Regions from separate parts of the Homo sapiens genome. Here region 2 is linked to region 1. The links are chromatin loops, found by intact Hi-C in ENCODE. Cell type or tissue: psoas muscle. All regions are shown on one strand.

Region 1 (2,500 bases):
TGTACTCAGAGTGTGTGCCTGAGTGTACCTGCACGTGCACGGGTGGGGAGTGGAGGGACAGGTTTCCCACTTTACTTGAATCTGGACTCTCCTCTCTAAGGCTGACTGACATGTTTCCCTGCTTCCATCCCTTCCTTTCAAATTCAATCACCTCACCATGTTACCAGCCCAGATCTTACCGTTGGACTGTGCTGACAAGTGATAAGTGTGTCCCTGTTGCCTCCAGGGACTGAGACCCCTGCAGAGCCCAGACAGGATCCCAGGAAGCCTGAGGGAATGGCAGGGACTGAGACAAAGGGCAAGCTGGTGCCTGGTTTCCAGGAAGCAGCTACAACCTGGAGCCAGCTTATGGCAGGATGGTGAGTCCAGTGACATCAAACCCTCCGATTTTTCCAAGAGATGCCAGAAAGGTACTGACTTTTAAAACTTTATAAGAATTAAACAAAACAAGTACGTAGGGTTTAAAAAAAAAAAAAAAAAGGTCATCTCATGGCCACCAGCTTGCAAGCTCCAGCCTACAAGATAAAGCTTAAGTCCTTAAGCATGACCTCCAAAGTCCTTTATGGTCTTGTCTGCCCCTGTTGTAGTTCCAGAACTACTCAGTCCTTTGTCCCCAAAGCCCCAACCCACACCTCTCCCTGAGTGTCAGCTCAAGCTAGTATGTAGGATTGAAAAGGACAGTACAGATTTGTCTTGACATGGAGTTCACATTTCACATAGCAAACTAGCTATTTATGCTTAGAATGCTTATTTAGGGTAGCTTTGAAGGGTGTTGAGGAGATTATGGGAGGGCACCAAACCCCCCGACTCTGGTTTCCTCTAACAAGAACGTTCTTCTATGCTCTTGGCCACCTTGCAAAATTGTATCTGTTCTTCAAAACTCAGGTTGAGCGTCCCTGGAGACTTTACTGACTCCAGAAAGAATCGCTCTCTTTCCCCCTCCCTGCTCCATCCACCCCCCTCCCCGCTCCATCCACCCCCTCCCCCCACACCTTGCATACATTTTTCACTATTATATGTGTGGTAATGTGCTGTATTATTGCTCCCACGTCTGCTCCCCTGCGGACTGTGAACTGTCGAGTTTGAGGACTGCGTCTCATCCTCAGGGCTTTGTTCCCAGAGCCCTCCCTCTGCTTCTGTATTCCGACACGGAGTCATCTATCACACTTCTGCGAACACACCAGACATCCAATAGCTGCTTGTTGTAATGAAACCAAAAGGAGAACTGAGAATTCACGTTGCCAGACTCCTGATTCACAACTTTCCTGTAGAACGCACCTCGCCCGCCACCTGCCTAACCCACTTACGTAACCCAGTTTGGCGTTTCCTATGTCTCACTGGGCCTGCGAGGTTGTGCGGCGGCCCCACCTGCTGCGGAGCTGGGGGACTGCCGCGGGGGAGCAGGTGGACCGCAGAGCGCAATTACGCAGAGCCGTGTCTGGCCAGATTGGGAGCGGGAACAGCTTCGTCAGACTGCCTGGGTGCAGCACCTGGGCTGTGAGAAAGGCGAGAAGGGAAGGATGAGCCATATCACCGCGCTTGCGGAGGACGTGGCGCTGGAGCGTGGGCAGGGTCTGCGGGGTGCAGCCAGAGGGATTGGCGCAGCTCCCTGAGAACCACCTGGGTTTCTGGGTAGGAGGAGTCCTGGGAAAGACCTTGCATGGGTGGATGAAACAATCTTCTATTTGTGGTGGACGCCAAGGGGAGTGTTCGGAGACGCCCAGGCATGTGGGCAGGGGAGGGTGGCTGCAACGCCTTCGGCACCTGGGGTTCTTGCACCAGCTGGACCAAACCATGGACCGAGAGACAGATGGTCCTTCATCTCCCAGTGCCTGTCCAGGTGAGCATACGAGGCAGCGATTCTGACCCTGCGTTTGGTCTGCCTCCTGGACTCGAATGGAGCCACACATGTCCACGGGAAGAAAACGGGGTTGCCCCAAACAGTGTTCCCTGGAACCACAGGCCCAGGCAAATTTCCGTTGAGGCAGTGAGAAGTATTTGGAAAATAAATGCACCCTTTACCAGAGAAGGGACCTCATCATCTTTGACATTTTGAAACCCTGGGGGGAATGTCTTTGGTGCCAGGACTTGCCTTGCATTATTTCAGTTAATCTCACGCCACCTCCCGGGGTAGGTATCATTTTAAATCATCAGAGACCTCATGTTTGCCCCCAGAGCAGGCACCAGCTGCTGCTGGTAAGATCCACACACGGTCCCCCACCCCTTGCCCCATGCCAGTTTTCTTTTGGTGGGCTTGCATTAATCCAAGCTTCTATGTGGTGACCTGGGAGAGAGGAGCAGGCTAGGTGATGGGGAGAAGGTGGTGATGGAATGCTATGTTTCCCCCCTCTAAGGGCTTCCACCAGCTGGAGTATGGCCAGGAATACAAGGGCATGACGCTGATAGGATTCTTCAAGTATGAGTCAAGGACTCCAGGGCTGGGCAGACTTGCTTGCTGCATTTGGAGTGGAGGAGACTATTCTTCTTGTCTGCATAGAAA
Region 2 (2,500 bases), 520 kb before region 1:
AGTAGTTACTTTATGGTGGAAAAACTTGGCAGACATCCCCGTAACCAAGTGATTACAGTTAATATCACCAGTAATTAGACAACATCATATACCCCATCTATAAGCGACCCACTGAAATGTATGGGCTGAGCTGCAGTCCCCTAAAACTCCTATATTGAAGCCCTAACCATTATAACCTCAGAATGTGACCACATTTGAAGACAAGAGCCTTTAGTGGGGTGACTGAGTTAACATGAGATCTAGAGGGTGAGCCCTAATCTAACATGACTGGTGTCCTCATACGAAGAAATTTGGACACACACAGACACCGGTGCACGCACGCACAGAGGAAAGAGCGTGTGAGGACACGGCAGAGAGATGTCATCCACAAGCCTCTGAGGGAAGGAAGCCCTCGGGAGAATCCCATCCTGCCCGCACCTTGACCTTGGAATGCACCCTCAGAAACAGTGAGGAAACAAATGTCTGTTGCCTGAGCCACTTGGTTTGTGTATTTTATTACGGCTGCCCAAGGAGACTAACACAGAAGGACACAGTGTTGTGTCTATGGAATTCTGGCCAAAAATGTACTAACCTGACAGAAAACCAGAATTTAGGAACATTTTACAAAAGAACTTAAAGGCACTCTTTGAAAGTGTCCAGATCATCGAAGGAAAGACTGAGGAACCGTCGCAGAAGGAAGGAGCCTAAAGAGACAGGATCTGAATGCAATGCTGGGTCCTGGAACAGAAGAAAGGCATTCATGGGAAAACGTGCAGTGTGAATACAGCCTGCATAGCTCCTCCCAAAGACTTTCCCGGTTTTGGTAACTGTGCTACAATGTTACAGAAGATGTTAACACTCAGGAAGTTGGAGGAGTGGTATTTGAGAATGCTGTATCATTTTTACAACTTTGCTGCGAAACTCTAAAACTACTGCAAAATAAAAAGTTGAAACACTTTCTGTTTGACAGCCATGAAGATCCTCTGGTAGGGGGATGCCAGAATGAATTTCACATTTTGGAAAGATGGCTCTGGGAGCAGCGTGGAGGAGGTGTGAAGGTGCTGCTTCTCAGATGCAGACCTCGCCCTGCCCTGCTCTGAAATCCTGGGTGACGCTTGATGCCAGGCTTTGCCAACAGAGGGTGCTGGAGGGACTGCAAGCATTCCTTTTCTTCTCCAGCATGTGGTTTTCCAGGTGGCACAGCCGGTGGGTCGGCATGCAGGGCCCCTCCTGCTGACCTCAGAGGACTTTGTGGATGGCCACTCTGTCCAGCACTGGCAGGTCTTGCGTCCCTGCGGCATGTACACCCGCTCCCTGCGGTCGAATCTCAGCAGCAGGCAGGCTGCGCTGCTCTCAGCTCCTTCCTCATGCTCCTGCGCCAGCGGCTTGCTGCAGCTGCCCCTCTGTACACATCTCCTTTCAGCCCCTCTGGTGAGTTTTACATGTCCACTTGACTGCTGAAGGGATGCCCAGATGGGTAGCTAGTAAAACATTATTTCTGGGTTTGTCTGTGGGGGTGTTTCTGGAAGACACTGGCATTTGAATCAGTGAACTAAGGAAAGAAGAGCCGCCCTCTTAAGCCTCTTAGGCATCATCCAATCCACTTAGAGCCTGGAGAGAACAAAGAGGTAGACAGAGGAAGGGCAAATCCCCTTTCCCTCTTCATGAGCCAGGATCCATTTCTCTTGCCCTCACACGTCACTGCCCCTGGTTCCCGGGCCTTCAGTCTCCCACTGGGACTTTACGCCACTGGCTCCCCTGGCTCTCAGGACTTCGGGTTTGGGCTGGAACTCCACCACCACTTTCCGGGGCCTCCAGCTTGCAGAAAGCAGATCATGGGACTTCTAGGCCTCCATCATTGCATAAACAAATCCCTATAATAAATCTGGTTCTATATATCTCTCTCTAACCTATGGGTTCGTTTCTCTGGAGGATCCTAAACACCTCTCCAACAATTCTATGAAATTTCCGCCATTCGAATTACCAGTGTGGCTCTGAGCCCTGATGGTACCTTGCCTGATTCGAGTTCTAACATTTCTTTCTACTTTCAAGTTCTAACATTCTTTCTACCAAGCATATGCTTTTTTTTCCCCCAATGGGGAGCAGAATAGAGTTTCACTACTAAGTTACTTAGATTACATGAGTTCCCATGTTTGGTTCTAAAAGTTTCTAAAAGTAAAGCAAAACTTACTCTTAAGTTTAGAGTAAAAAGCTAATTCACTGACTGATGAGCATATACTAGTTTTTAGTGTTTTGAGATCAATGGTTTATATATTATTCCTATTCAAAAGCACCATCTAGTCTGTTTTCTGGGTTTTTGTTTTTTGGGGTTTTTTTGGTCTGATTTAGAAATCTGATTCAAACTAGCTAACACCGTTAACCATGCAGCTACTATGAACAATTTCTCCCTCTTTCTTCTCTTATTTAAAACAAGTGTAACCTGGAACACTCAGATAAAAGTATAGAAATGGGACAGATGCATGCGCTACATGGGCCAAGAGTTCTGTGACATTTTCCACGT

Evidence for each region. A loop is a pair of places that touch in the nucleus more often than their neighbours do. Peaks named below come from ENCODE experiments on the same cell type or tissue, not always from the same donor. Only the 100,000 strongest peaks of a DNase experiment are listed, where the experiment ranks them.
Region 2: it touches region 1 in a loop (2.2-fold over the local background); 2 of 110 quality-filtered maps call a loop at or near these places.

Annotation. Positions count from the first base shown.
Region 1 is chr6:4,280,850-4,283,349 of GRCh38, reverse strand. No RefSeq gene overlaps it. Among named protein-coding and RNA genes, the nearest start is that of ECI2-DT, 150 kb to the right of the region's middle. In psoas muscle, a CTCF peak has its summit at 1,385; a DNase peak (open chromatin) is centred at 1,359; H3K4me3 peaks cover 1,016 bases; H3K27ac peaks cover 849 bases.
Region 2 is chr6:4,804,860-4,807,359 of GRCh38, reverse strand. The region is part of intron 1 of CDYL (chromodomain Y like); the gene reads right to left. Among named protein-coding and RNA genes, the nearest start is that of CDYL, 30 kb to the right of the region's middle. In psoas muscle, a CTCF peak has its summit at 1,110 (motif pointing right); a DNase peak (open chromatin) is centred at 1,249.